2 separate regions of the Homo sapiens genome follow, and region 2 is linked to region 1. Evidence: chromatin loops called from intact Hi-C (ENCODE). Cell type or tissue: PC-9. All regions are shown on one strand. Links, peaks and the distances in the headings refer to the core of each region. The heading gives the core; the rest is flanking DNA. Region 1 overlaps CSE1L (chromosome segregation 1 like). Region 2 overlaps ARFGEF2 (ARF guanine nucleotide exchange factor 2).

What was found. A loop is a pair of places that touch in the nucleus more often than their neighbours do. Peaks named below come from ENCODE experiments on the same cell type or tissue, not always from the same donor. Only the 100,000 strongest peaks of a DNase experiment are listed, where the experiment ranks them.
Region 2: it touches region 1 in a loop (2.0-fold over the local background); 17 of 110 quality-filtered maps call a loop at or near these places.

Annotation. Positions count from the first base shown.
Region 1 is chr20:49,071,313-49,079,853 of GRCh38, forward strand. It overlaps CSE1L (chromosome segregation 1 like), which reads left to right. Exons shown (of 25, transcript NM_001316.4): 9 at 974-1,141; 10 at 1,256-1,385; 11 at 3,473-3,538; 12 at 4,006-4,208; 13 at 5,668-5,752; 14 at 7,249-7,310. Among named protein-coding and RNA genes, the nearest start is that of CSE1L, 29 kb to the left of the region's middle. In PC-9, for the core only: no CTCF peak of the experiment used is centred there; no DNase peak of the experiment used is centred there; H3K27ac peaks cover 715 bases.
Region 2 is chr20:49,005,835-49,014,375 of GRCh38, forward strand. It overlaps ARFGEF2 (ARF guanine nucleotide exchange factor 2), which reads left to right. Exons shown (of 39, transcript NM_006420.3): 27 at 4,398-4,570; 28 at 6,090-6,250; 29 at 7,730-7,860; 30 at 7,997-8,126. Among named protein-coding and RNA genes, the nearest start is that of CSE1L-DT, 36 kb to the right of the region's middle. In PC-9, for the core only: no CTCF peak of the experiment used is centred there; a DNase peak (open chromatin) is centred at 3,507; H3K27ac peaks cover 551 bases.

The DNA.
Region 1 (8,541 bases), core at 307-8,306:
AAAAACACTCCTTCAGAAAACAAAACTTTTCTTCACACAAAAGTCACAAGGAAATTTTTTGGATAGAATTCTTACAAGGACCTTTTTGCCCAGTTAACCATGTGCTACCTTGTGCTACTATTTATGCCTTAAGTAATCAGTGTGAGGGAGTTTTGGTTTTGGCTTTGGTTTTTGTTCTTACTCTGATGTCTTCCCTTGTCTCACTCTGTCACCAAGGCTGGAGTGCAGTGGCATGATCATGACTTACTGCAGCTTCGACCTCCCTGGGCTCAAGTGATCCTCCCACCTCAGCCTCCCAAGTAGCAGGGACTATGGGTATGCACCACCATGCCCAGCTGATTTTTTTTATTTTGGGGGCTTGCTGTGTTGCCCAGGCTAGACTCAAAACTCCTGGGCTTGGCCCGTCGCAGTGGCCCACGCCTATAATCCCAGCACTTTGGGAGGCCGAGGCCATCCTGGCTAACACGGTGAAACCCCGTCTCTACTAAAAAAAAAAAATACAAAAATTAGCCGGGCGTGATGGCGGGTGCCTGTAGTCCCAGCTACTTGGGAGGCTGAGGCAGGAGAATGACGTGAACCCAGGAGGCGGAGCTTGCAGTGAGCTGAGATCGCGCCACTGCACTCCAGCCTGGGCAACAGAGGGAGACTGCGTCTCAAAAAAAAAAAAAAAAAACCACTCCTGGCCTCAGGCCATCCTCCAGCCTCAGCCTCCCAGAGGGTTGGGATTACCGGCGTGAGCCACTACACTCAGCCAGAATATACTGTTTGAATCTAATACGGAAATATTTTGTAATTCAGCAACTTATTTGAAAGACTTGGTGAAAAGATTGGTGGTGGCATAGCTGTAGTTTACAATAACTGATTTGATTTGGATTTAATTGATAAAGAGTCTAGTTCAGGAATTTCAGTTACTCCTCTTACTTATGTTAGCATTAGAGTTGTATGTTGGAGTTTTTGTTTTCTTTTATGTGAGGATGAAGAGGAAGCCGGCTTATTGGAGCTCTTAAAATCCCAGATTTGTGATAATGCCGCACTCTATGCACAAAAGTACGATGAAGAATTCCAGCGATACCTGCCTCGTTTTGTTACAGCCATCTGGAATTTACTAGTTACAACGGGTCAAGAGGTTAAATATGATTTGGTAAGATGATGGTGGAGACAAATAATTAAAAGACATTCTCTCCCTATCTCCTCCAAGAAATAAGCTGTTGAGTTTTGCTTTTAAAAATATTCTTGTTTTTGTGTTTTGTTCCAGTTGGTAAGTAATGCAATTCAATTTCTGGCTTCAGTTTGTGAGAGACCTCATTATAAGAATCTATTTGAGGACCAGAACACGCTGACAAGTATCTGTGAAAAGGTTATTGTGCCTAACATGGAATTTAGAGGTAATTATGGCAAAAGTATATTAGTATAAATCTACTAAGTCTGTGTTTGTTTTTTGTAACATATTCAGTCTAATTCATTTATTACTGGATAAAACTTGTATGTCATTTATTTCTTATTTTCTAAACCAAGACAGAAAATGTAGTATCTGTAATGAGTTTTGTTGTGCCCTGTGAGGGTTTTCTCATGGAAATATTAAATAAGACTTCAAAAATTCCTTTACACTAAGAAGATAAACTATCTGGAATTTCTATTTAGAGAAAGAATTTGATTTTGTTTCATTTATTATTTCAATGAATTTTTAGCTGGCTTTATTTATTTATATATTTATTTGAGACAGGGGTCTCGCTCTGTCACCCAGGCTGGAGTGCAGTGATGCAATCTTGGCTCACTGCAACCTTAGCCTCCCAGGCTCAAGTGATCCTCCTACCTCAGTCTTCTGAGTAGCTGGGACCACAGGCACACATCACCATGCCTGGCTAATTTCTTGTATTTTTGGTAGAGACAGGGTTTCACCATGTTGTTCAGGGTAGTCTCAAACTCTTGAGCTCAAGCAGTCCACCCGCTTTAGCCTCCCAAAGTGCTGGGATTGCATTTCTGAGCCACCTCGCCCAGAAATAGCTGTTTTTAAACAATCGACTTGAGAATAGAAATGATAACTTTATAAATACAAGGTTGAAGCCCACTTAGTTTGTGCTTAAGGTTAAACTATAGTGCTAAGAGCCTATATTTATAAAATGTATGTCCTTGTTCTAACAGTTGTGAAGAACAAGTAATGAAGGTGGGAGGGATTGTGTTTTTTGTTTTGGGGACAGGGTCTCACTGTGTCACCCAGGCTGGAGTGCAGTAGCACAGTTATGGCTTACTGCAACCTCAACTTCCCAGGCTCAAGTCATTGTCCCACCCTGGCCTCCTGAGTAGCTGGGACTACAGACGTGCACCACCATGCTCAGCTAGTTTTTTATTTTTTATAAAGATGGGGGTCTTCCTATGTTGCACAGGCTGGTCTCAAACTCCTAGCTTCAAACAATCCTTCTGCCTCAGCCTCTCAAAGTGCTGGGATTACAGGCATGAGCCACCATGCCAGGCCAAGATTTTGTTTTATATCAAAATAGTTATTAGATCAGTGGTTTTCAAATTACATCTGGAACAAAATAAGGAAATTAAGGACAATATAGCGTGAGATTTTATTTCCTGTTGTGTTTTCATAAAAATATGTTTAAAGGATAAATCTTCTGGCTGGGTGTGGTGGCCCATACCTTTAATCCCAACACTTTGGGAGGCTGAGGTGGGAGGAACACTTGAGCCCAGGAGTTAAAGACCAGCCTGGCCAAAATGGCAAAACCTTATCTCTACAATAAATAAATTAGTTGGGTATGGTGGCATGGGCCTGTGGTCCCAGGTACTCAAGCAGCTTAGGTGGGAGTTTTGCTTGAGCTCAGGAGGTGGAGGCTGCAGTGAGACATGATCATACAACTGCAGTGTGTGTGTGTGTGTGTGTGTGTGTGTGTGTGTGTGTGTGTAGACTTTTTTTTTTTTTTAATTTATATGATAAAAATAGAGATGAGATCTCGCTGTGTTGACCAGGCTGGTCTCAAACTCCTGGGCTCAAGCGATCCTCCCATTTCAGCCTCCCAAAGTGCTAGGTTACACGCGTGAGCCACCATGCCGGCCATTTCTGACATTGTCCACTCTACTTATTTGTTGTTGAAATGACTTTAATGAAATAATAGTGATTAAAATTAGGTTGTTGGTATTTTAATGTTCTTATTTGGTGAAATTAAAAGTTAGCATTCTGATACTGATCCCTAACATTTTTGACAGTTGCAGGTATAATCCAATTCTGGGGAAACTGTCACATTAGAACAAGTGAGCCTATCTCATAGTTGTGTGAATTACCTAATACCTCACCTTTCAGGGTAGCATTTGCTGCTCTAGATAATGATTAAGAGTATATGAAGTAGTCATCTGATGGGAACGAATTCTTTGCTGTAGAACAAGGCAGTTTTACATACTCTTCTGCATTCTCAGCTGTAAAGTACAGTGACGTCTTTTGGAGTGTTATCTGAAATATCATCTCTCCTTGTAGCTGCTGATGAAGAAGCATTTGAAGATAATTCTGAGGAGTACATAAGGAGAGATTTGGAAGGATCTGGTGTGTATCTTGGTTTTTTAGTTACTAGTCTCTTAGCAAGCCAGTTTTAAGGTGGTTCTCTTTCTAGTAAATGGGAGAAGTGGGATTGAGAATAAGAGTGTTTTTTCAGCGGGCTTTCATTGAGAACTGTTGTCTTTCTTCAACTTGTCTTAAAAAGCTCTTATATGACCTGAATGAAAATATCAAAAGTTGAATCATTTGTCTGTTCTTACATAGTATTTATCAAAATTCTGTGATTCTGTGACCTCTTTAGTTTCATTTTGATTTTGTATTTCTTGGGGGCGGGAATGTTTTTTTCATTGTTTGTGTTGCTGATAGCTATTGGGTGGCCCTTTGTTTTTCGTTCTTTTTTTTCCGTTTTACAATCGTAGCCAAATTATTCCAGGCAATTTGTTTTCTTATAAATTGGATCAGCTTGTTGGTGGTTGTTTTTTTTCCCCATAATATATTTTCTTTTCATTTCATAGATATTGATACTAGACGCAGGGCTGCTTGTGATCTGGTACGAGGATTATGCAAGTTTTTTGAGGGACCTGTGACAGGAATCTTCTCTGGTTATGTTAATTCCATGCTGCAGGAATACGCAAAAAATCCATCTGTCAACTGGAAACACAAAGATGCAGCCATCTACCTAGTGACATCTTTGGCATCAAAAGCCCAAACACAGAAGGTAAATATTTTTAATGTGGTTTTGTTTCTAAAACAGACATCAGTGACACCCACACAAGTCAAAAAGAAATAACGTCTCTGATAATAGAGCTTACTCTGCCAGATAACCTATTCTGATTAAGATTTATATAATCTCTGAAGATGGCTTTATGTTGATGTATTGAGCACTTAAGTTTCTTATAGACCAGAAAATTGATAGATGGCCACACTTGTTACCTTAGCTGAGACCCGCTGTATCAAATATGCTTAACTTAAACTTAGCTGTTCTTTAATTGAGGAAAGTTTCTTTATTGTCTATTAGTATAGTCTTATTTTACATTTTTATATTTTTGAGATGGAGTCTCACTTTGTCACCAGGCTGGAGTGCAATGGCGTGATCTCAGCTCACTGCAACCTCCACCTCCCGAGTTCGAGCGACTCTCCTGCCTCAGCGTCCCAAGTAACTGGGATTACAAGTGTGCACTACCACACCTGGCTAATTTTTGTATTTTTAGTAGAGACAAGGTTTCACCATATTGGTCAGGATGGTCTCAAATTCCTGACCTCGTGTGATCCTCACACCTCAGCCTCCCAGAGTGCTGGGATACAGGTGTGAGTCACCGTGCCTAGACAGTATAGTCTTATTTTATATTTTATACATAAGCAGGTTGTGTTTTGTTGTTGTTGTTTTGTTTTGTTTTGTTTTGAGACGGAGTTTCGCTCTTGTTGCCCAGGCTGGAGTGCAATGGCACGATCTTGGCTCACCGCAACCTCCGTTTGCCGGGTTCAAGTGATTCTCCTGCCTCAGCCTCCCGAGTAGCTGGGATTACAGGCATGCGCCACCACCCTGGCTAATTTTGTATTTGTAGTAGAGATGGGGTTTCTCCATGTTGGTCAGGCTGTTCTTGAACTCCTGACCTCAGGTGATCCACCTGCCTTGGCCTCCCAAAGTGCTGGGATTACAAGCATGAGCCACCATGCCTAGCCTAAGCAGTTCATGTTTTGAAGTGTCCCTCTCTCTCTTTTTTTTTTTTTTTTTTTTTTTTTTTGAGACGTTGTCTTGCTCTGTCATCCAGGCTGGAATGCAATGGCAACATCTCAGATTACTGCAACCTCTGCCTCCCGGGTTCAAGCAATTCTCATGCCTCAGCCTCCCGAGTAGCTAGAATTACAGGTGCATGCAACTACACCTGGCTAATTTTTTGTGTTTTTAGTAGAGACGGGGTTTTGCCATGTTGGCCAGGCTAGTCTTGAACTCCTGACTTCAAGTGATCTACCCGCCTCGGCCTCCCAAAGTGCTGGGATTACAGCCGTGAGCTCCTGTACACAGCCAGTACAGTCTCATTTTATACATAAGCAATTTGTATTTTGAAGTGTTCATCTCCATTTTAACATGGTTTTCTAAAATTGCCTGAATTTCTAATGTGATAGATATATACAGGTATTTTGTTATTTTACTATGTTATGAATTTGCTTTTCAGCATGGAATTACACAAGCAAATGAACTTGTAAACCTAACTGAGTTCTTTGTGAATCACATCCTCCCTGATTTAAAATCAGCTAATGGTGAGTTGTGAAATTCTTGCTTTTTTTACAGCTTGCCACACTATACCTGAATTCAAAAAACAGCTTCCTATCCTTGTTCCCTTTTGTTCTTTTTTTTTTTTTTTTTTTCTTTTGAGATGGTGTCTTACTCTGTTACCCAGGCTGGAGTGCAGTGGCACAGTCTCTGCTCACTGCAACTCCTGCCTCCTGGGTTCAAGCGATTCTCCTGCCTCAGCTTCCCAAGCAGCTGGGACTACAGGCACGTACCACCATGCCCGGCTAATTTTTGTATTTTTAGTAGAGACGGGGTTTCCCCATGTTGGCCAGGCTGGTCTCAAACTCCTGACCTCAGGTGATCCACCTGCGTCGGCCTGCCAAAGTGCTGGGATTGCAGGCGTGAGCCTCCATGCCCTGCCTATTATTTCTTTTATTGAATAAAATCTCAAATGGTTTCCCCAGATCTTGTCCATGTGAAATTAATTATTGATAAAGAAAATATTGCTTGATTAGGAGGAAAATAGGAATAAATACAACTAAACTGTAACTCAGCTTTGCTACCTAGTGTATAAATAAGGATTATACATTGGCTTCCTTTTCTTTTTTATTTGAAAGACGAATTCTTAAAAATTGGAGTACATTTCAAAGTACTAGAAAATTGATAAATATTAAGGATATCTTTTGGCCGGGTGCGGTGGCTCACACCTGTAATCCCAGCACTTTGGGAGACTGAGGCGGGAGGATCGTGAGGTCAAGAGATTGAGACCAGCCTGGTCAAAATGGTGAAACCCCGTCTCTACTAAGAATACAAAAACTAGCCGGGCGTGGTGGCGTGTGCCTGTAATCCCAGCTATTTGGGAGGCTGAGGCAGGAGAATCGCTTGAATCCAGGAGGCAGGGGTTGCAGTGAGCCGAGATCGTGCCACTGCACTCTAGCCTGGGATACAGAGCGAGACTCTGTCTCAAAAAAAAAAATTAAGGATAGTTTCTGATGTTTATGAATGTATTGATCTAGATCCAGATATATTCCTTTTTAAAAAAAATATTTTAATGTAGGAAATTTATGTACACCCAAAGGTGAAGAGAATATTGTAATGAGCTCCCATGTGACCATCATTTAGCTTCAAGAATTATTAACATTTGGTGATCTATTCCTTTCATTAATTTATTTCCCTACCCACTAGAATAATGTAAAGCAAATTCCAGCTAGAGAGACATGTTTCTAATTCAGAATAGCTTCACTTCTGGGAATGTAGGTAGACATGCTCACCGATGCATGGTCCAGCTCATTTTTACTCAATTATGTAATATGTGTTCCTTAGTCATGAAACAGGCATGGGGAAAAATAAAATCATTTATAATCCTACCAAAATTAATGACTAAATAGTAAATCATAATATAATTAACTGTGCTTTAATTACTTGACATTTTATCTTTTTTTATAACTCTGATGATGTCACTAATTTGGAAGTAATGATCCTTACCACTTAAGTAACTGTGGCTTTCTGTTTTTTTATATAGTGAATGAATTTCCTGTCCTTAAAGCTGACGGTATCAAATATATTATGATTTTTAGAAATCAAGTAAGTAGCTTTTTATTTGTTACACGCCACTTAATCTCTTTAAGAGTTTTATTATGTACCACCTTCTCATCTACTGTGCAGTCATTTTATATCCACATCTAACAAAATTAACAATGATTTCTTTATAACTTAGAATTTTAGACCATGCTTAATTTTCCTCAGATGTCTTTTTGCAATAATAGTAATAGAATTGGGATCTAGATAATGTCCACACATTGCTTACAGTTGATTGTGTCTTAAGTCTCTTAATTTACAATAGAGAGGTCCTTCTCTGCCACTTTTTGTTTGAGATGGAGTCTCATTCTGTCACCCAAGCTGGAGTGCAGTGGCACCATCTTGGCTCACTGCAACCTCTACCTCCTGGGTTCACGTGATTCTCCTGTCTCAGCCTCCCAAATAGCTAGGATTACAGGCACCTGCCACCACACCTAGCTAATTTTTTGTATTTTCAGTAGATCCGGGGTTTCCCCATGTTGACCAGGCTGGTCTCAAACTCCTGACCTCAGGTGATCTGTTCACCTCGGCCTCCCAAAGTGCTGGGACTACAGGTGTGAGCCACTGCACCCAACTGCCTTCCTTTCCTTTTATTTATTTATTTAAAAAAAATTTTTTTTTATTTTTTTGAGACGGATCTCACTCTGTCACCCAGGCTGGAATGCAGTGGCCTGATCTCAGATCACTGTAACCTCTGCCTTCCGGGTTCAAGTGATTCTCCTGCCTCGGCCTCCCTAGTAGCTGGGATTACAGGCATCTGCCACCACGCCTGGCTGATTTTTTGTATTTTTAGTAGTGATGGGGTTTCCCCATGTTGGCCAAGCTGGTCTCAAACTCCTGACCTCAGGTGATCCACCAGCCTTGGCCTCCCAAAGTGCTGGGATTACAGCTGTGAGCCACTGCACCTGGCCTCTACCCTTTCTTATGCTTGTTGTTGGAGAAAACACTCATTTATCTTAGAGACTTTCTCACATTTTACTTTTGGCTGATTGCACCTTGAATCTCTCAGTATTCAAGGGGTATTGGTTCCAGGACGCCTGAATATCCCAAAATTGATGAATACTTAGGTCCCACATTTGGGCCTGCGGAATCCTCATATATGAAAAGCCAGCCTTCCACATACAGATTTTACATCCCAGGAATACTGTGTTTTCTATTTGCATTTGGTCTAAAACAAATCCAGCCAGGCATGGTGGCTTGTGCCTGTAATCCCAACACTTTGAGAGGCTGAGGCAGG
Region 2 (8,541 bases), core at 220-8,219, 66 kb before region 1:
CTCAAACCAGGATAAGAATTATGTGACCCATCACTTCTCCCCCAGGGAGGTCATAAAAGAGGTCAGGATACCGGGCCCTGTGAAGCAGCCGTACTGTTCATTTATTCACTCGGCCTGGACTTATTGAGACTTGCCATCTGCTAGGTACTATAAAGAAGACATTTTAAAATCCTGTGTTTGGCCGGGCGCGGTGGCTCATGCCTGTAATCCCAACACTTTGGGAGGCCGAGTCAGGTGGATCACCTGAGCAGGAGTTCAAGACCAGCCTGGCCAACATGGTGAAACCCCGTCTCTACTAAAACTACAAAAGTTAGCCGGGCGTGGTGGTGGGCGCCTGTAATCCCAGCTACTCAGGAGACTGAGGCAGGAGAATCGCTTGAACCCGGGAGGTGGAGGTTATAGTGAGCCAAGATCACACCATTGCACTCCAGCCTGGGCAACAAGAGCGAAATGCTGTCTCAAAAAAAATAAATAAAAATGAAATAAAATAAAATCCCTGTTTTCATTCAGCCTTAAATAGTTGCACCTGGGTGTGATGGGCATACAGGAGTTCATTATATATTACTCTACTTTTCTCTGTGTTTTAAACTTTCCATAATAAAATTTAAAAACAAATCTCTGTTTAATTCCAATAGAAAAACAAATAAATATCAGTGGTGGTAATGGGCTCTGAAGGACATTATATATATCAAGGTAAGGGGATAGGGATGGAAGCACTCTTTTATCCAGGGCAGCCAGCTAACATGTGTTTGGTAAGGGCACCCTTAGGAAAAGGCCTGAAGGAAGTCAGGAATAATCTGAGAGTGGCCATATGCTGCCTTGGCATGAGAATTATGAACAGGGAAGAGCAAAAGCAAAAGGCCCGTAGCAGGTAGTGCTTGGCATAGGTGGGGAGGCCAGTGTGGCTTGAATGGAGGGAACAAGGCAGGTAGTAGAAGGTGAAGTCCCTCCCAGTGGTGGCAGGGTGCCTAGCTCACATAGGAGCTGTCGGCCATTGTCAGCACTTTGGTTTGCTCTCTGTGAAAGATGGAAGCCGTTGGAGGTTTTTGTTTTTTTTTTTGACGGAGTCTCTCCTGACCTCATGATCCGCCCACCTGGGCCTCCCAAAGTGCTGGGATTACAGGCACGAGCTACCGTGGCCGGCCTGCCATTGGAGGATTTTAAGCAGAGAAGTGAAATGATCTGACATTTTAAAGGATCACCCTGCATTTATCCATGGAAAATGAGGACCATTAGGATGAGGTAGGAGGCCATTGTAGTTGTCCAGGTTTGGACCAAGGTGGGAGCAGTGGCAGTGATGGATTAGATTCTGTGCACATTTGGAAAGGGAATCTTACACCATGTGCTGATGAATTGGCCATGGAGCATAAAGGAAGAGATGTCAAGGATGACTTTTGGACCTAATTCCTCTTGTCTGCTATTCCCCTAAAAAGTGTACTTCAGATCAGCCTGGATCTTTTTTTTTTTTTTTTGAGACGGAGTTTTGCTCTTTTTGCCGAGGCTGGAGTGTAATGGTATGATCTCAGCTTACTGCAACCTTTGCCTCTTTGGTTCAAACAATTCTCCTGCCTCAGCCTCCCAAGTAGCTGGGATTACAGGCATGCACCACCATGCCCAGCTAATTTTGTATTTTTGGTAGAGATGGGGTTTCACCATGCTGGTCAGGCTGGTCTCAAACCCCTGACCTCAAGTGATCCACCTGCCTTGGCCTCCCAAAGTGCTGGGATTACAGGCGTGAGCCGCCACACCTGGTGTTGCTTTTTTTTTTTTTTTTTTTTTTTTAAGAAAATGGGAGCTCCCAAGCTGGATGCCAGAGCAGGCTGTTAGGGTAGTGAATAAAAGGGTACCAGAAAAGTTTCCTTGACATGTCTCTCTTTCTCCTAGTGTCTGTATGTCTGCTTTATTGCTCATTTTAAGAGAACCAAAATTAAACCCAGAGTCTGGCATCACCCTTTACTTTAGCAAATACACAAAAGTATTTTCCTACCTTTAGGAACACCATTGAGAGTGCCTGAGGAGACTGAGTCCTCACATGGCCAAGCCACGTGTGCAAGCCTAATTGCACGGAAGCCCTCAACTCCTAACTCCAGGCCTTCCCTGCCTATCCTATTCCCATTTGAAAAGGGGCAGAGTGAGTTTAGAATCACATGTTGCCAGGCACTCTCAGATACTGTTGGTGGAACTGTAACTTAACTGTAACATTTCTAAAAGCATTTTGGTGATAAGTGTCAAGAATCCTGATATTTTTATGCCCCTTTGACTCAGTAATTCCACACTTCTGTAATTCTCCAAAGCAGTTAATGTGAAATATAGTAAAGCGTTATATGTCACAGAAAATAGTTTTCTAGAAAAAAACAAACTATCTAAATAAACAAGTGTTAAAGTAAATGTTGGTACCGGTACAACATGGGATATTGTTTTGCTGTTAAAAATGTTCACAATGTTTGGCCGGGTGTGGTGGCTCACACCTGTAATCCCAGCACTTTGGGAGGTCGAGGCAGGCGGATCACCTGAAGTCAGGAATTCGAGACCAGCCTGGCCAACATGCTGAAACCCCGTCTCTACTAAAAATACAAAAATTAGCCGGGTGTGGTGGTGTATGCCTGTAGTCCCAGCTACTCAGGAGGCTGAGGTAGGAGAATCACTTGAACCTGGGAGGTGGAGGTTGCAGTGAGCCAAGATCGCACCACTGCACTCCAGCCTGAATGACGAGAGAAACTCCATCTCAAAAAAAAAAAAGTTCACAATGTTTATAATGTGGGAAATGACTAATACTTTAGAGAAATGGACAGGTTATAGAATTGGACAGACAATATAATAGAGATAGTGAAACGTGTATCTCTCCATATGAAATACCATATATCATGTAAAGGTTTTTTTTTTTTTTTTTTTTTGAGATGTCTTGCCCTGTCGCCCAGGCTGGAGTACAGTGGTGCAATCTCGGCTCACTACAATCTCTGCCTCCCAGGTTCAAACTATTTTCCTCCCTCAGCCTCCCAAGTACCTGGAATCACAGGCGTGCATCACTATGTCCAGCTAATTTTTGTATTTTTAGTAGAGACGGGGTTTCACCGTGTTGGCCAGGCTGGTCTTGAACTCCTGACCTCAAGTGATCCACCTGCTTCGGCCTCCCGAAGTGCTGGGATTACAGGTGTGAACCACCATGCACAGGTAAATTTTTTTTTATCATACTTTTTCTGTATTTTCCAAAACTTTTACTATCATCATATCTTTCTTTTAACAATCAGGCAAAAAAACATTATAATAAATATAGTTTTGTCAACAAGTTGCTTTATTCTCCATGGGGAGACAACCATGAATTCATTTTTATTATATATTGGAAGTTACTTATGTTGTGTAGTCAGTCCTTTGTTATCTGCAGGTGACATGTTTACTTTGTGAACTTTCAGCTAATTTTTAACTGTTTTGACTTTCTCCTTGCCTTCTCTAAATGGCCTTTCCTGTTATTGGTTAGTGTGAGCCTGGAAGACAAACATGAATGTCATTCTAAGCCAGATAAAATTTGAAAGTCATGAGCCTGGGAGGCAGAGGTTGCAATGAGTCGAGGTCGCTCTACTGCATTCCAGCCTGGGCAACAGAGCAAGACCTTGTTTCAAAAAAAAAAAAAAAATTGAAAGTCAAACCTGTAGTCCCAAGGCCACTGTACTGACTTTTAAAGATAGTACTATCGAAGCAGTAGGCTTATATAGCTTTCCTTCTTGCTATTTGTGAGATAATAAGGTTCCTCCATAATTGTATGTCTTAACAGGTTGAGAGACAATTGCAGCTGTTCCAGAAAATCAGCCATTTTCTCTGTCTTCAGGTTTTACTTTATAATAATTTAGGTAAACATTGCACCTTAAACTATATATGTATACTCCAATCCACATATATGTGTTTATCACATAGGTATATCCCTACCCAAAAATCTTAAGAAGATACACACAAGAATTTAGTAATGATTATCTCTAGGTGGCAGAATTATATTATTTGAAATGTTTTTGGCCAGAAAAACTGACCAGCAGTGACTTAAACCACAAGGCTATTTATTGTTTTCGTAACAAGAAAGAAGTCAGAGGCAAGCATTCAACTTTGGTTCCATGGCCTGGATAGGGACCATTTATTTGAGACCCAGGCTTTTTCCTTTTGTTCTTCCATTCAGAGGGTCAGCTTCTCAACCTTGAGTTTATTGTTTCGTGATTGCAGGATGGTGGTTGTAGCTCTATGCAGCATGCTAGGTTTGGAATGGAAGTGAGAGGAAACGGGGCAGAGCCCAAATGTGGATTGCTGTGTGCTATAAGAAATGTTTAAGTGCTGCTTCTAAGGGATGAGCTATGTTCATTTCTCTTCCCATTCTCCAAAGTACAGACGATATGGCCGTCCCATTCTTTCCTCAGGTCTCCCACCATCCGGGACATGGCGATCCGCTGCATTGCCCAGATGGTGAACTCCCAGGCGGCCAACATCCGCTCAGGTTGGAAGAACATCTTTGCCGTGTTCCACCAGGCAGCCTCTGATCATGATGGGAACATTGTGGAGCTGGCCTTCCAGACCACTTGCCACATTGTCAGTAAGTGGCTCTGTTCCCTCCCTACTAATGTCCCACCTGCAAGTCTAGAAGAGTGTCACTTGCTGTCTATTTTACTACCTACAGGGGCTTCCCTACCTTGGCTCTACTGTGATATAGTAATGTGCCAGGCCGTGTTGTAAGCGCTTGATGAGTATTAATCTTGATCTTAACTCTGTTTTGACTTTCTCCTTGCCTTCTCTAAATGGCCTTTCCTGTTATCAGTCAGTTGGGGTCCAGCAGATAAACGTGAATGTTATTTCAAGCCAGATGAAATTTGAAAGTCAAATCAATCCCAAGGCCACTCTAATGACTATGAAAGAATTACAGTCAATCCTCATTATTGGTGGATTCCGTGTGTATACTCACTAAAATGTATATACATTAATAACTCCACAACCAGTACTCATGGTGCTTTTGTGGTCATTTGCCAACATGTGCATGCACAGAAGAGCAAAAACTTGAGTCACCCAAGGCGCACGTTCCCAGTTGTGGTGGAAGAAGGTGGCACCCTGCCTTCTTGTTTGAGCTGTCATGACATAAACAAGTGTGCTTAATGTGGCCTATCGAGTGCCATGTTTTTTTACATTTTCGTGCTTTTTGTTGGTGATTTCACTGTTTAAAATGCCCCCCCAAGCATAGTGCTGAATGCTGGGTAGTATTCTACGTGCAGAAAGGCTGTGATGTGTCTTATGGAAAAAATATGTGTGTTAGATGAGCTTCCTTCAGGCATGAGTTACAGTGCTATATTGGCTGTGAGTTCGGTGTTAATGAATCAACAATATGTATTAAATAAGGTGTCTTTTCAACAGGAACACACATACAACAAGGTTATGTCTTGATCAGCTGATGAAAATGTTCTGACCAGAGACTTGCAGGAATCTAGTTCCTTATCTCCATATTTTCCCTAAGAGCCATGGTTCAGTATTCTTGAATTCAGTGTTTATGGCAACTTTATAGAATGTAACTATCAGGAATAATGAGAACAGACTATCTCATTATTTCCCCCATGTTACTAAAGAGGAAATTGAGGCACAGAAAAATAAATACAACAACTTGCCTGAGGACACACAGTTTCGATGTAGTGGAACCAGGACTTGCACTCGGGCAGTCGAGCCCAGAGTTAGTTTAGTGTCCCCCTCCTCTGGACTGACCAGGAGTCCTGGGTTCTGCCTGCGAGCACGTAACAAGATGTTTACTTCATCTCTATGGAAATTTTTAGGCATCGAGTTATCTTTGCACATAGTTGGCGTTCAATAAATGAATGAATTGATATTTGGGCCTTTACATCATTGCTTGAGCGCAGGAAGACTGTCTAGCCCAAGCTGTACCCAGTGCATTCATTCCTGAGTAATTTAATAAGAAAAACTGTCTTCCAAAGATACTGACATGCTTTTCTTAGATTTTCACAGTTAATTATCTCTGATGTATGTGTGTGTGTGTGTGTGTGCACGCACGTGCATTTTTTCATCCCCATTTCTAAATCCTGGTCTTATGAAAAATGTGCCTTGTGTTCCCCCAGCAACTATTTTCCAGCACCATTTTCCTGCAGCCATCGATTCCTTTCAGGATGCTGTGAAGTGCTTATCAGAGTTCGCCTGCAACGCCGCTTTCCCTGACACGAGCATGGAAGCGATTCGGCTCATCCGCTTCTGTGGCAAATACGTCTCTGAGAGGCCTCGGGTTCGTTTTTCCCCACCTTACTCAGATGGGCAGTGAAGGGAAAAGGTCATGGAGCAGAAATTCTTGCTCCTAACAAAGAGCTTTCCAGCTACTCTTTTAGAAATGTGTGTTTGCCCTAAATTAGGTGTTTATTTCAAAATGCTGCCATGACAGGGAGTTAGGCCTTTTCATTATTTGGTATATGTGAAATTCTGTATTTTATTCATACTGAATCTATGGTATTCTACAAATTGTTTTTGTAGAAGTTAGTTGTATTTTAGCTTTTGTATTTTGGCAAAGCTCAAGAAGCTAGACGTTTCTATTTGAAAGAAAACAAACCTCCCTTGTAGGAAATGGCATTATGTCTTTGTAATGTGCCTGAGAAATCATATTTAAAAATCACCTTTTGTTTTCTCCTGAAAATGATGGGGTTTTTGTTTGTTTGTTTGTTTTTTTGATGTGTCTCATCTTTCTAAAGAGGCCTATTTGGTTTAAATGACAGAGTCCCAAAACACTGAAATAGGGTGAAAACAAGTCCATCTAAACTATGATGTCCTGTGTAGATCTCTACTTAAGTTTCCTTTACAGAAAGAGCTATAAACCTGTAAGGTGATATGTCTCATCTCTTACAACAGCTCACTAAGATGTGATGATAATGGGAGCCAATGTTGATTGAGCACTTAGTACTTGTTGGGCACCATTCTAGGTATTTTCTGTATGTTGATTCATTTAGTCCCCATGTCAGACCTATGAGATGTAATTATATCCCATTGTACAGGAGAGTTACTGAAGCACAGAGAGAAATTGCCTAACATTACATAACCAGAGTTGCTAAAGAAATTTCAGTACCACTTCAAGAGTGGTTACAGAGCAGAGGGGTCAAAATCCCAGAAATAGGGCAGAGAGTAGGGCTATACATGCAGACTGTAGAAAGACTGCCAGGTCCTAGCTGTATGACCTTGAGCAGCTTACTGAAGCTCTTGATGCCTCAGTTAATTCATCTATAACCTAGGACCATTGTTTCTACCTGCCACTTGGAATCCTTGTGAGAATTGTTAATCCATGAAAAGAACTTTAACAGTGCCTGGCCCATAGCAAGCACTCAGTCAATAGTAGCTGCTGGTATTATTTTAAGTAATGTGTATGACAGTAACATTCCAGAAAGACCTAAGATAATGATACATCCTGGATATTTTGTCAATACTATTTGACCTTTAAGCTCTTCTTAGTATAACACCTCCCACCCCCAGGACTCTTGTGATCTGCCCCCCTTCAACTTGTTCTAAAACCCGCAGAGGTCCATAGGTTTGTACTGGGAAACTGCTCATATGCCCTTTGGGACAGATAATGTCTTTGTGTAGTCTGTTCCCACTGTACCCTTGCTGAATGGAGATTTTTGGGAGAGAAAAATGTGTGGGGCCTTAATCTGCATATAGTTCCCTTTCAGTTCCTTCCTTTTGCATGCTTAGTTTACACCTGAGATGTGATTTTTCATCCTAGGTGCTACAAGAATACACAAGTGATGACATGAATGTAGCTCCTGGTGACAGAGTCTGGGTCCGAGGCTGGTTCCCCATCTTATTCGAACTCTCCTGCATCATTAATAGATGCAAGTTAGATGTACGAACAAGGTAACCATGTTCCCGTGCGGTGGCCCCTTACATCACTGAAATGAACCTCAGTCACTTGCTCACCTGACCCCACTCTCTTCTCTGTTGTTCTCTTCTCCACCATTCTCTCTTCTGTGCCTGACTTTGTTTCCTCCAGGGGACTCACAGTCATGTTTGAGATCATGAAGAGCTATGGCCACACCTTTGAAAAGCACTGGTGGCAGGACCTGTTCAGAATCGTGTTTCGGATTTTTGACAATATGAAACTCCCTGAGCAACTGTCAGAGGTAGGTGATAACTACAGCACTGCCCTAGGTATGATGGAGAGGAAAGCCTTTCTGGCCGGTATTTGCCTCTGGGGGCTGCATCATCGTCTACCCAGAGTTCTTAAATACTGAGCAACTTAAGGTTTTAAAAATGGAAACACCTTTCTGATACTCTCCTACCAGTATCAGCTAGTCCTGAGTGACTCTCCCCATGTTCAGAAGAATGAGAGGAAATACATCTCTGTGGTCTGCTGCTTGGCCCTCAGGCATTGCACCTTCCAGTTCAGCAGGGCTCCTGACTGGTCGTTGTAGTTGTTTTGTTCATATCAACCTCTGAGCAGTCAGAAAGTGGAATGTCTCTGGCCCCTTAAGGGTTTTTAATGAAGTTGCATTTGGAGATGATGTTGAATATTAAGCCTTTTTTTTAAAAGGAAGT